Linked DNA regions of Homo sapiens: region 2 is linked to region 1. Evidence: chromatin contacts called from ENCODE Hi-C or POLR2A ChIA-PET data. All regions are on one chromosome and are shown on one strand. Each heading gives the region's core, a stretch centred on a gene start or an enhancer-like site at or near the end of the contact. The rest is flanking DNA. Distances are from core to core; before and after follow the strand shown.

Region 1 (7,026 bases), core at 2,959-5,458:
GTTTCTCTCTAGCTTATGGGAAGTTAAGTGGTGATCTGATGCTGTTGTCTACTGAACCTTATTTTACCATGTAAAGAATGACTTCAGCCTTGGTGCGGTGGCTCACGCCTGTAATCCCAGCACTTTAAGAGGCTGAGGTAGGAGGATTGCTTGAGTCTAGAAGTTTAAGACCAGCTTGGGCAAGATGGCGACACCCTGTCTTTAAAAAAAAAAAAAAGACTTCAGTTTTTCAAGGACCGATTTTAGATTTTCAAAGCTTCCAGTCTCCTGGGAGCATTCCTCAAGGCAACTTGGAAGTGTATCCTGAGCAGTAGCCAACAACAAAACAATAAACTTCACATCTCCTAAAGAAGAGTTAGTTGGTTTTGGCATCTAGGTGCTAGGAAATGATTCTGAAAGTTCTATTTAAAGTTCTGTTTAAAGTTTCTACTCTTTAGAGTAGGAGATGGCATCAAAGGTGGCCTTGGCATAGTTGCCCAGGGTGGCAATGCAGCCTCTTGGTCGAGGTATAGCAATTGTCAATACCCACCATCAGCAGCAGCTTCTTGGGCATGGGGCTGAGATGATACCAGTGCCTCCTGAGGTGGGGATAAGTCTCACCAGCACAGAGAGGGTCTGTCACCCTGCAAGGGCTGGTGAGCTTGCCGATCTTGTTCCCCAAGTAGCCTCTTGGCACAAGGACAATGGAGAGCTTGGCCAGGATAATGGCTCCTCAAATGGCAGTGGCTACCTCCTTGGAGCACCTGATACCCGTATCAGTGTGGCCATTGTAGTCCCCAGTGGCAACATGCCTTGAATCCAGTGCGTTGGCCAGTGTGGGCCACTTTTGCGCCATGTAATCTTTGAAACCTCATTCTTGAGAGATGCCCCCAGGAAAATGTCAAGGACCTCAGACTCCTTGATGGGCAGGAGAAGAGATAGATCTCCTCCAGGGACTTGGTCTTCATGTCCTTCACCAAGCAGCACAGCTTTGTGACTGGCATCCACCCCTTGGCTTTGCCTCAGTGGCCTTGGTTGCAGGTGCTATTGCTGAAGCCTCCATCGAAGCCTCTGTGGTTTCCAATTCCTTGTCCCGTGGACCCTTCCGCTGCACCAGCATCATCTGCCATTTGATGTTTTCTTGGAGAAGCTGTTTTTACATCTTTACGAAAGAAAGGCCTAAGTCCAGCTATCTCTGATACTTGCCTGATATATTGTCCCAGAATCAGAACCTCCCTGGCAGTAGCAAATTGCATTTGAGAAAGTGAATGGCTAGTGATTGGGTAACAAGCAATTCACTTGGTTTCCCATTCTTTACTGTCAGCAAAATTGAAGAGAGACTTTAATGGGGTCTTTCTCTTTAATTGAGCGACTGGATCACCAAAAATTATTTGGAATAATCCATTATGACTTTTGGCCTATTTTATAGGAGCTCAGAATTAAACTTCCTTTGAGTTTGTTTTATTTATGTGAACAGATTTTAACCCCCATATTAGAGAAAATAAAATAATGCTGAACTCTTTTCAGTCTAGTAATCCATAGTATCCATTTATGGGTACAAAAAGAGAACCAGAACAATTAGCTCTATATAGTCCCACACATTGAGATATATTTACAATGTTTTTATTTATGTCTAACAGTTTTTTAAATCAAATCCCAACATATTTCTTGGTTTGATCAGTTCTGTATTACTAATTATTTTAATAATTGCTGAGTCTGAGAGGAAAGTTCAGTCAGCCTATGGCCACAGGAAATTAAAATAAGTTTTTTCTTTTGTAGAAAATGAGTTATGATAACATCAATAAAAGGCTTTCAAGCTTCAAACTTAAGATGCAATTCTGTGACGTTAGGAAATAGAAATGTGAATTAAAGGAGGGAAGGAAATTAAATTGCTTGTGATTAAATAAGAGTTTCTTTACTTTTTTTACTTGGTTGGAATTGGGTATCACATTGCTCTGCTGTTGAGACTCTGTGGGATACGTTGATAAGAGAAAAGCTTTATTGCTGCCATCTGCCATAAGCAAACTTATTCTTCTGTTGATGCCCCAGGTCCAGTATCTGTACCGAGTGTTTTGCCGGCTACGTCCTGGTGTTTCTATCCTTGCACTCCATGGTCGACAGCAGCAAATGAGAAGAATGGAAGTCTATAATGAGTTTGTCCGTAAGAGAGCTGCAGTACTCTTTGCTACTGATATTGCAGCCAGGGGTCTGGGTAAGAAAACTTCCTATCATGAAATTTCTGTGATTGTGTGAAATGTAATTTGCTTATAAAGTATATTTTGGGAAATCTGATAGACTCAAACACTTGGGTTTCTTTTCTTATTTTGTAAGAGAAAAGTAAGTAGTAAATTGGTAGCAGTTGACTAACATTAAGGATGTATCAGTGAAAATTTCCACAGTATTTGCATCTTTTTTACTATTTCATGATAATCACACCATAGAATCCTGAGGAACCTACAAAATCAAAGGGGGTTAAAAGTTTAAAGATATGAAAACAATTCCCATTTCTTTGAAAATTGGAAACTTGTTTATAGATACTGAACTCATTTAACAAGAAAAATCAGTGAAGTCCATGTTTTCATCATTCTAATTTTTATCTGATAAATAACTACATTTAGCGTAGTTAAATTTATTTTCAAAACCTGCTTTGTTGATTATACAACTCCTGGCTTTGTGGGAATGGGACGGGGATGGACGTAACTAGAGAGGAAAACTAGACTTAGGAACAAAGGGTGAGAATAAATAGGTGATAATTTGAATCCTTCAGTCACTTAATTTTATTGTATTGTTAATTACAGCAAATTTGAAGCATAAACAAAAGCTGAATATGTTTAATCTACCCTCATATACCCAGCTTTAACAATTATCTTTTTCATAATCCTCCCCCTGTCCCTCTTGGAGTACTCTAAAGCATATCTCAGATGCCATATTTATTAGTATAGGCTGGAGTACAGTAGCATGATCATAGCTCACTACAGCCTCGATCTACCAGGCTCAAGTGATACTCCCACCTCAGCTTCCCCAGCAGCTGGGACTACAGGCATGCGCCATGCCTGACTAGTTTTTATTTTACTTAATTTTTTATTATGCTTTAAGTTCTGGGGTACATGTACAGATTGTGCAGGTTTGTTACATAGGTATACATGTGCCATGGTGGTTTGCTGCATCCATCAACCCGTCATCTACATTAGGTATTTCTCCTAATGCTATCCCTCCCCTAGTCCCCCACCTCCAGACAGGCCCCAGTGTGTGATGTTCCTCTCCCTGTGTCCACTCTTCAACTCCCACTTATGAGTGAGAACATGCAGTGTTTGGGTTTCTGTTCCCGTTGGTTTGCTGAGAATGATGGTTTCCAGCTTTGTCCATGTCCCCATTAGAAGTGGTGCTTTCGGGTTATTAAATATTAGGGTATTTCACTGTTTGTCCGACACAAAGCAATCTGTCTCTTCCGTGTCAGATACGAAGTAATCTTCATATTCAAACAGTCATTAATTTTAGTTCATTTTGTCAAGAGAAATGTTTACTATCTCTTGGTTCATGCAATTAATTTTATTTTTAATAGAGTTCATAGATGATATCCATCAGTTTGATGTGATGAAAAGTCCTGGCAAGCAATATTTTAAGATAAAAATAGTGCAGCAGGGCAGATCTTGCAACCAGTTTCTTAACTTCACATCCCTTCTCTGTAGATTTCCCGGCCGTGAATTGGGTTCTTCAGTTTGATTGTCCTGAGGATGCCAACACATATATTCACAGAGCAGGTAGAACTGCCAGGTAGGTGTACTGACTAATTTCTTTTCTTTTGCTACTATCTAAATAACAAAGCATGCTTTTCCAACTGCAGATAAACGAAGAAAGGAATCAGGTAAGTGAGTGCTGGTTTGGCATTTTGTGGTGTGAGTTGACAGCTACTGTAAATCATTATGGCTAAGACTTGATTAGTGCTGCAAAAAATCCATAAAAATCTTATTTTAGTTTGTTTAAACTTTCTTGTACTTTACTTTTCAGCAAAACTGCTCATTGAAAGTCATCTCATTGAATCCTAATGACCTGTCAGTTAGGTCTAGGACTGCAGTAGTCCTCACTTATCCTCAGGGGTTATGTTCCAAGGTCCCAGTGGATGCCTGAAATCTCAGTACCAAACCCAATATATGCTATGTTTTTTCAGTCTAGTAACTGAGACAGCTAAGTAACAAGTGGGTGGGGTCTTAAGCGTGCATATGCTGGACAAAGGGATGATTCACATTGTGGGCAGGACACAGTGGGATGGTGTGACATTTTATCAGGCTACTCAGAAGGGTGAGCAATTTAAAACTTATGAATTGTTTATTTCTGGAATTTTCCATTTAATATATTTAATATTTTTTGGGCCTTGGTTGACTGGGGGTAACTGAAACCACAGAAAGCGAAACCACAGATAGAGGGGGGACTACTTACTGTATTATTAAATCCCTATTTTCAGGTGAGGAAACTGAATCTTTGAGCAGTTAAACAATTTGTTCAAAGATCCACAGAGCCAGGATTTGAACCCAGGCAGTCTGGCTTATCTAGTCTAGATCTTGTGCTCTTACCTTCTAAAGTATAGGCTAATAAGAGGCTAAGTGATTTGGAATCATAGATATCTCTTTTTCCTTTCTTCCTAGTTCAGGAAACAGAGACATTGCTGAAGACCACTCCCTATCTCTCCTTCTTCCTATACTCCCCACTTCCTCCCAAAAGTATCCTATGTTTGCTCAAGAGGTATGAGGAACTGTCTAGAAAAGAATGTAGTAGGCTGGGCATGGTGGCTCATGCCTGTAATCCCAGCCCTTTGGGAGGCCGAGGTGGGCGGATCACGAGGTCAGGAGTTCAAGACCAGCCTGAGCAACATGGTGAAACCCTGTCTCTACTACAAATACAAAAAAATCAGCCAGGAGTGGTGGTGTGCGCCTGTAGTCTCAGCTCCTTGGGAGGCTGAGGCAGGAGAATCACGTGAACCCGGGAGGCGGAGGTTGCAGTGAGCCGAGATCGCACCACTGCATTCCAGCCTGGGCGACAGAGTGATGCTCTGTCTCAAAAACAACAAAACAAAACAAATAAAAAAAAACCATAGTAAAGTCAGTCATTTGGAATTAAGTGGCATAGAAAGGTATATGAATGAATCAAAAAGGATTACACAATCTGTCATTGCTGTTAAGCTGTAGCAGCAAAGCTGGGAGGTATACATTCTTGGTGGAATTGTAAATGGTTAACATTTTTCTGGATAGCATATGGTAATACTTATTAACAACCTTACAGTTCTTGTTTTTGTCTTAGTAATTCCACATCCAGAAATGGATCTTAAGAAAATAGAGAGCTGAATAAAGTTTCAATGTACATTTGTCTTGCTGATGTTTGTAGTGTTTAAGAATTGGAATTTATTATGATCTTTAGATTATGATTATGGTTAGCCACAGATGGACTATTTATTCAGTTTTACATTTTTGCTCTGTTTTCTTTCTCATCAAAACTGGATGATTGGGTATTTATCATATGGATTCCAGGATTGGTCTAACTGGACCAATGGTTGCTTCCAATTTCATGCCACAAACTCTTCTCAAAACTTTCCCAGGGATGTGAGGATCTTTAGGCCCGAGCACAGACTGTCCTGTTTGGCAGGCTTGCTTTACCACCTGCCCTGTGTCCACTTCAGCAAGTGGCCCCAAGTATGAAAGTGTACGCTATCCCTTGCTTACCTAGGAAGTCCCCTTGGCGTTTAGTTCTTTTAGATTTCTATACATTTATATTTTTTGGGTAGCTTTGAAGAAAATTTTTTTGTTTTTGTTTTTATGTGGTCACTTTTTGTTTCAGCTGAAGTGAAGGTTTTTATGTCTTTTTATAGCCTAGCAAGAAATAGATCTTCTTAAAATTCTATTTAATTTTCATAAGATGTTTGAATGTATGAGTGTTTAAGTGTTTTTTTTTTTTGTTTTTTTTGATTGATTCATGTTTATCCTGTGGGCCATCTTTAAACGTGGTTTATAATAAAAATGCACTCAAATTAAATGTGCTTCTTTTGACCAGCATGAAAGAAGGGAGAGAACAGTATAATAATGAAAGACTATTTAAAAATAGGATTTATGAATTAGTGGGTTCAAAAATAAGTCTTTTAATTGCAATTAATGATGTAGTTTTAAACAAGCAATGCAGTTAGGATTAGGTTTTGTATATGATACTGTACATTTAGACAAACTTGTTTTTAGAACTTTCTTTCTTCTTGGAACTAACTAAAATGGGACATGGGTAGAATAGTTGCCTGTTCTCCATTTTTATGAGGGGGTAGATGGTGCCTCATTGGTCTTTAATGTATTGAGTACATGGTTTTTGTTTTGTTCTGTTTTGTTTTTTTTGAGACAGAGTGTCGCTCTGTCACCCAGGCTGGAGTGCAGTGGCACAATCTCAGCTCACTGCAACCTCCGCCTCCCGGGTTCAAGTGATTCTCCTGCCTCAGCCTCCCAAGTAGCTGGGACTATAGGCGCGTGCCACCACACCTGCCTAATTTTTGTATTTTTAGTAGAGATGGCGTTTCACCATGTTGGCCAGGTTGGTTTTGAACTCCTGACCTCAAGTGATCCGCCCGCCTCAGCCTCCCAAAGTGTTGGGATTACAGGTGTGAGCCACAGTGCCCGGCGAGTACCTGTTTTGATTGTCATTCATAGTGAGTATTTTGGAAAGTCATCAGTGGTGGTTGGTGGAATGACCTTCTCCACTGTTATTCTCCTCAGTAAATGTGTAGTTGTGTAAATTTTTACATGTACCTGTGCACATATCTGCATTCTGTGCTCCTGTGGGCCTCTGGATAGGCAGGGTTGGATATGGTATCTCACAAGTGCATTGGGCCAGGGGTGTAGGCGCTTTTTATTTTTATTTTTTCTTTTCCTTTTCGATATCTTTAATATAGTGTATTCTTTAATGTGATTATTTTCATATGTATTACATTCTTTTTAGATGTGCCAGTGGTATTGATGGGGACAGGGCAGACTGATTCATAAATAGAATACATTTAGCAGTAAAATTCTCCCTATATGA
Region 2 (7,026 bases), core at 2,617-5,116, 160 kb after region 1:
ATCTGTTTCTTCTGCACAGAAGACTGGCAAAATTAATTGAGTAATGTTGTAAAATGCTGTCAGAAAAAAAAATGCTATCAGGATGAAAAGACCTGTATGGTAGCAGATTATAATGATGAAAGAATTGGCAACATTTGTCTAAAACATATTGATACGGATACAAATACTATGTACGAACCTACAAAGTGAAGTCAATGTTCCAGTGGAGGAGTATGAAGTGTAGTGGTGTGCTAGATTTGAGAGAGTGAGGACTTCGGCTCCCCAGGCCCAGTTTAGTCCCAAGTCCATCACTTACTATGTGTGACATCAGGCAAGTTACTTAGTTACTTTGATCTTCCATTTTTCATCTATAGAATGGGAATAGTAATACCTTTATAAGTTCTGTTACATAGATTTAAAAAGATAACCAAATTGTTATATGAAATGCATAGCACATTGTTGATACTTAATAATTCTGAACTACTTCTGTTGGTAAGAAAATAACAGTAATGTGCTAATGGACAAAGAAATTTTTATGAAAGTACAATTTTATTCCTCTCTGTAGTTCCTTGATATATAGCTATAGTCTTAATGTAAGCAACAAAACACTCAAAAGTCATTGTGATCTTCGTAGAATAACATAAAATATAGTTATATTCCATTTTAGTGTCTAACACAGGAAAACTGCATGGGGGGTGGGGTGGAAAGAGAAGGGAGATAAAGCTACAAATACATGTATCCACAAGCTAAAGCCAGCTCAAATGAAGTGTTAGTTATGATCAGTTATATCATATTTTTTCTTTAATCTTGTTTTGCTTCTTTCATATATTTTGTAGTCTGCTAATCCTCAAAATCAGTAATTGGTGCCAACTTAATTTAGGCACAGATTGTTTAGAAACTGCCATCCATTAACTTATTTTTCCCCAAAAGTTGGGGAAGCATTGAGATTATTTTAATTTCGTGGCAGAACGTCTCTTATAATCTCATTAGAGAACCAATTCAGGGATAAAGTTTGATAATCACTATTGCATTAATTGGCTGCTTGCTAAAATAATACTAGTTATTATTTTCTTCTGTTTTTAAAGTCACATCTGTTAATGTTTAACCCCTGAATGTTAACATTTTTATTTTTATTAGAATGTATCGCAAAAAGCACTAGATTTGGCACATGAAGACCCGGGTTTGAGATCAGTCATTTTCTAAAGAAGCTCTTTGATAATAAGCAAGCCAAAAGCTTTCTGAGTTTTTCTTTTTTCTCCTTTCCATTTCCTTCCATTGAACTTGTTTCTAGAAATTCCAAGTAATCTCTAGAATGTGTCTCTTGTATAATTGTACATTATGTTTTACCTGTCCTGTTAGTGTGTGTTTTATTTGAAAGTCAGTACTAACCATTGCATAGCCAGAGTAAGTGATATAGAACTGGGATTTGATTCCAGATCTGTCTGACACATTCTTAATGATTCATGAATACTTGTGCCAATCCCATAGTAGTAGTCAGTAAATATTTGTTGAAAAATGAATGTCATATATTAGTTAGCTTTAGGAAATAAAACTGTAATGAATGTGTAGTCTGTTTTATACCTAATTATATGCTGCTAATTTTTCTCCTCTTCCTTGTCTCCAGGAGAAAAGACTGAAAGAAAGGGAAGCCAGAAGAGAAGCCAACAAGAGACAAGCAAAGGTAAGGGTTTATATACATTTATTTTTCCAAGCTCTATTAAGGTAGAATGGACAAAAGCATTTTATATTTTGGCAAGAACAATGCTTATAATGTTAAAATGGAATTTAAATCCTCTTCTTTTCAACATGGATTTTATATATTATTTGTATATCATGATATTCCAATTGGATTCAAGCCCATGTGGCCTTCTATTCACTTTCTTGTATTCCTCTGGTGCAGGACGAAAAATCCCTAAGATAATTTGTTACTGGGCTTGGCCCCATTTACTCCACCACTTTTTTCCATATATTTTGCATCTATTAAATACAAAAGGCAGTTGACTCTGTGGGCCAGGCCTGATAGGATTTTCATCTGTATCATCTTCAGGTAGACAGCCTGTGTGAACCCAACCTCATAACAGGTAACTCTGAAAGCATCAGTTCAGCTCTTAGAATCTAGGAGAAAAGCATTCTGTATCTCCCACTTTTACTATATTCTGTAACAGATACTTTTCAGCAAATACATATGTACAGTTTTCCTCAAGTATGTATGTACAATTATAAACACTGTCCATGTGCAGCCATGATTTTTATCTAATGTGTTTGTCACTGAGAAGTGTTCAGCTTCTGCATTCTGAGAACATTTAGTAGAAATGATTTCCTAGAACTAGGGCCCAATAACATATGTCATTTCTCATGCTGTATCTCATTGTGCTGTTTCTGACTAGCCATGATTTCTTCTTGGCAGTTAGCAAAGCTCCAACTCCCTTGAGGAAGCCTATAATATTCTTCGTCATTTTTTTTCCATGCTGGCCATAGCACTTAAGAGAGCAAGTCAGAGATGATAACTCATGCTATAGTTCTGAAGTGGGAAGCAATTATTTAATACTGAATATAAGCAGAAAAGACTGCTTATATTAAATATAAGCAGTATTAAATATCACTCTGTCTTCAAAGGTGCCCAAAAACGAGAGCTCCAGTGTGTGCAGCCTGACTGCTAAATAAGGTGGAGGCTTCTGCATATGCTTTAACGTGCAGGCGTGAAACACCATGGCAGAACCACCACTAGATCTCAGAGGCTGTAGTGGGAAAGATTTAAATTTAACAAGAAAATCTTAAATCTAATAAAAGCATTTGATATTTATGAATATTGCATGTTCAGCATAAAATAAGCCCATTTTATTTCACTAAGAAGCTCTCATTTCTGCATATATAAATGTAAAATGAAAGATATAATCTAGAGCCAAAGAAAGCCCTGTTACTGTATTTCCTTTGTGTTTATTCATGCATATTTGTATATATATTACTAAATATGGTTTATTTTTTATACTTATTGATGGTGTATGCTCGATTTTTTTTTTTCATAATGGTTTAAGCTGTAAGAAGTTGCTATCACCCTTGAGCTATCCTCCTGGAAACCTCTTCTTTTATTCCCCCATAAATTGGTGTGTATATTTGGTTTTAATACTGTGTCTGCTGGGGAAATGAAAAAATGATAAAGTTGTCACAATCAGGCATTTTCACTGGGGGTTGATCTCTGAAGTGAACTCCTTATGCCAAACTCTTCCTTCCATTTCCCACTCCCCTTCTGTGTTTGTCCTGTGTGTTTGTTTCCTGACATCTAAAAAAGGAGGAAGATTTTTCTTGTCAAGGGAAGGTCTCATTTCTATGTAACCACTAAGCATCGGACTAAGAACAGAAAGAAGAGCTGACATGGCTTTGCAGCTCAGCCAGGAGCTTTAAATAGACAGAGGCTGTGTTTTATTATTGCTCTGAATAGTTTAGCTACCTCCATTTCACAGCCCTTTTCTGAGTGCTCAGAGATGGTAGCCCTTTTGTAAGAGTGATATTACCAGAGGGATCAGTGGCTGGTCTGCAGCCAGGACTCAAACATTCCTCAAGACACTGAGGACTGCCTGCAGTGACAGGTTCAGGCTGACTGACAGAGCCCAAGGAATGAGCTCAAACCAACCTTTTGCACCCAACTTCCTTTCAAATGAAAGTGACAGGGGTTGAAGGCTCTCATGGCTTTTGAGGTACCTTTTGGAAGCAGACCCAGAAGAGATTATTTGGAAACACTTGGTAAAGGGGTGATGGCACAAATTTCTGTGATATGTAAGGAGAAATATTATGTAAATTATCAGGTTTCTCTCAGTGCATGTGCTTTAAATGACAGATGTGACTTAGTTTTTGAGTAAACTTTGTCTTCTCGTTGATCCTCTTATGTAAACCTAATCATTGTGTTACTTAGGATATTGCCTTCTGAATCACTTTAGTCAGATTCCAGGTAGAGCTTCCCTTTGATCCCTGAACCTACAAGCTATCCAGAAGATATTTTAATGGTCAAAGAAGGTGGTACTTGCAGACTTAATTTACCAGGAAATGTAGTCATAGCTGTTTATAGCTATTTTAAGCAATCACTGCATAGAAACTGAAAGTGTAAGAAAGGGAGGACTCACGTAGCTGTCTTTCTACCTTGTTTTGTGTTTCATGCAGCAAACATCATTTTATTATACAAGGAAGGATATAAAGGACACAGTATTTTTTTTTTAATTTTGGGGAAAGTGCTTGAATGAAGTTTCATGGAATTATCTTTATTTCCCAGAAAAGAGAAAACTTAATGATAATGTGAATTTTCAATTTTAGAAATGAATCTTCTCTGGCATATTGAAAGTACTTCTAAGAAAAATTGCTTTAAAGTGTGAGTAGGATAAACTAAAGTTGGAATGGACCTCTCAGGAATCTGATATGACTTTTTGTTAAAAGATAGATCTAAGTTCTGCCTAGTTATATTATGTGCAGAATTGGGAATGGAAGATAAATACGAAGCTGAAACTGTTACGAAGGTTTGCTGGGTACCTAATAGTGGTTTGGGAAATATAGGTCTTTTGGGTATCAAAACTTTCTTTAGCAGAGAAGTACTTGAATTGCACAATAGAATTGTTTTTACTTTAGCTAACAAGATGTCGTATATTCTTATGACCTACAGATTTTAAACTAAGATCTAGAAAAATACTTGTAGCAATGATCAATAGACCACATTGCTTTTTGAGTTCAGGTAGGTTACATAATCCTGGAATACAGCTTTACCTCATTATCTAGCTAAATTTCCTTTTGCTTTGAGGGTCACAAGTGCTAGTAGGAATCCCTGGTCGCTGGAATGATTTTGTATAAATGTAAGGAAAAGGAACAACAGTGCTGAAACTTGAGGAAATAGATCCTCAGCAATATCTCACTACTGTGCTGCTTTTGAAAAGAAAGTGTGATTTTTATTTATTTATTTATTTTTTAAGATGGAGTCTCGCTCTGTCACCGAGGCTGGAGTGCAGTGACGCGATCTTGGCCCACTGCAACCTCCGCCTCCCAGGTTCAAGCGATTCTCCTGCCTCAGCCTCCCGAGTAGCTGGGACTACACGCATGTGCCACCACGCCCAGCTAATTTTTTGTATTTTTAGTAGAGACAGAGTTTCACTGCATTAGCCAGGATGGTCTTGATCTCCTGACCCCGTGATCCACCCTCCTCGGCCTCCCAAAGTGCTGGGATTATGGATGTGAGCCACTGCAACTGGCCAAAAGTATGATTTATTAAACAAAAGTCTGAGGCTGATGAAATTGAACACTGACTATGAAGGAACAAAGAGTAGGAAAGAGCTCAAACACTTAAAATAGTTAAAAGTTGCTTTGACTATATTAAAAATGATGATTATAGTTCGTATTTTTAAGGTGTGGGGAAAATATGTCATACATTTTGAGGTTGAAGTTTTATAGATGTACATTTTCACTTGTTTTTATTTTTTGGTTTGTACTGTGTTTTTATTTATACTTAACAAATAGTGGTTTTAGGTAATAGTTTCTTGAATACCTAAGGTAATCTCTGTACAACAGAAAAGTAGTGTTGAAGTTAGAGCTCTCAGAATAGGAGGTCTGAAGAAGTAGTAGTTAATTAATTTTAAAACTCTAGGCCGGGCATGGTGGCTCATGCGTGTAATCCCAGCACTTTGGGAGGCCGAGATGGGTGGATCACCTGCGGTGAGGGGTTCAAGACCAGCCTGGCCAACATGGCAAAACCCTGTCTCTACTAAAAATACAGAAATTAGCCAGGCATGGTGGTACCCGTCTATAATCCCAGCATACTCGGGAGGGTGAGGCAGAAGAATCACTTTAACCTGGGAGGTGGAGGCTGCAGTGAGCCGAGATTACGCCACTGCAGTCCAGCCTGGGTGACAGAGCGAGACTCTGTCTCAAACAAAACAAACAAACAAAAAAAACCACCAAAAAAAACAAAAAACAAAAAACAAAACAAAAAAAAAACCTTAAAAAACTAATGGACTTGAGAGATGCCCTGGACTGACTTTTTAATCTACTGGTCTTCAATGACTTTTTCTCTGACTCAACAGTAGTTTCATAAAGCAAAGCTAACTTTATTCATTTGATATTTTGTTCTTCCTACTTTTTTGGTGCTAAAATATCCTTTCATTTATGAAATAATACTGATAATTTTTTAAAAAGTCTTATTATTTGACAAAGTAAAAACCCATTTCACCACTTTAAAATCTTTTTTGAGCTTTTTCTGATCCATGAAATTGAAGAGCGAGTGTGGCAGCCACTGATCTACTCCAATGGTTTTCAGTATTATATTGAGTGACCTATGGACTCTCCTCTCCACCCCCCACCACCCCCGCGTGAGAATATTATTTGGGCAAGGCTCTAGGGTTCCATTTAGTCCTCATCCAGACCAGCTCAACTTTATTTTCCTCTTTACATTTTGAACTTCCAGGGAATATTTTATTTGAAATATTGTTTTCCTTAAATGTATACATACATAGCTACATAGCTAATACTTTTAAAGTACCCAAATAAGTTAGGGCTGAAAGCAAGTGAATGACTTGCCTAATGTCATAGCTTCTTTGGTGGCAGAACTGGTATATGCCCCCAGGTTTCCTGAATCTTCATTCCCTGTTATTGTTTATTGTCCTATGCCCTTTCTGTATGTTGCTTTTTTTTCTTTTTCTATGTAAAAACAAATCGCATCCATGATACATGATCTAACGACTAGTCATGGAAAATTACTAATAGCAAATACCTTTAGTAAGGAAAGAACTCTGGGCTGAGATCTAGAAGGCAGGCTATGTCTTAAAGTTTCTGGGTGGCTGGGGACAAGCCATTTATCTTTCTGGGCCTGTTCTCAGCATGTGTAAAAGGTTACCCCTTTCATGAAGATTTTTCTGACTCTCTCACATATTATGGGCTCCTGCTTTTGGAACTACTCCCGTGGTCCCCTGTCTAGAGCACCGCCAATAATTACAGTGCTGATGTGGTTGCACTTCTCTCTCTCTTTGGCTCTGGCTCTTGTTTTCCTTTGTGTGCCTATCTCTCATCACAGTGCTT

The links. Hi-C counts contacts between places; a loop is a spot of excess contacts on that map. ChIA-PET counts read pairs that join two places held with the same protein, here RNA polymerase II (POLR2A). Pooled maps may share reads with other maps.
Region 2: a map with no recorded cell type shows a loop between it and region 1 (2.4-fold over the local background). The contact joins two enhancer-like sites. A Hi-C loop is called at or near these places in 4 of 168 maps with a recorded cell type or tissue (colonic mucosa, heart left ventricle and heart right ventricle), 4 of 37 single-sample maps with no recorded cell type and 9 of 50 pooled maps. POLR2A ChIA-PET finds 5 or more read pairs at or near these places in 2 of 52 experiments (activated CD4-positive, alpha-beta T cell and activated naive CD4-positive, alpha-beta T cell).

Annotation. Positions count from the first base shown.
Region 1 is chr11:108,689,848-108,696,873 of GRCh38, forward strand. DDX10 (DEAD-box helicase 10) reads left to right here. Exons shown (of 18, transcript NM_004398.4): 8 at 2,029-2,191; 9 at 3,669-3,753. It also overlaps the pseudogene RPS2P39. Among named protein-coding and RNA genes, the nearest start is that of DDX10, 28 kb to the left of the region's middle. Within about 2 kb of position 4,209, at least 2 of the 41 ENCODE cell types and tissues checked have a DNase peak (open chromatin) inside an H3K27ac peak, as active enhancers do.
Region 2 is chr11:108,850,550-108,857,575 of GRCh38, forward strand. It overlaps DDX10 (DEAD-box helicase 10), which reads left to right. Exons shown (of 18, transcript NM_004398.4): 16 at 1,604-1,660. Among named protein-coding and RNA genes, the nearest start is that of DDX10, 190 kb to the left of the region's middle. Within about 2 kb of position 3,867, at least 6 of the 41 ENCODE cell types and tissues checked have a DNase peak (open chromatin) inside an H3K27ac peak, as active enhancers do.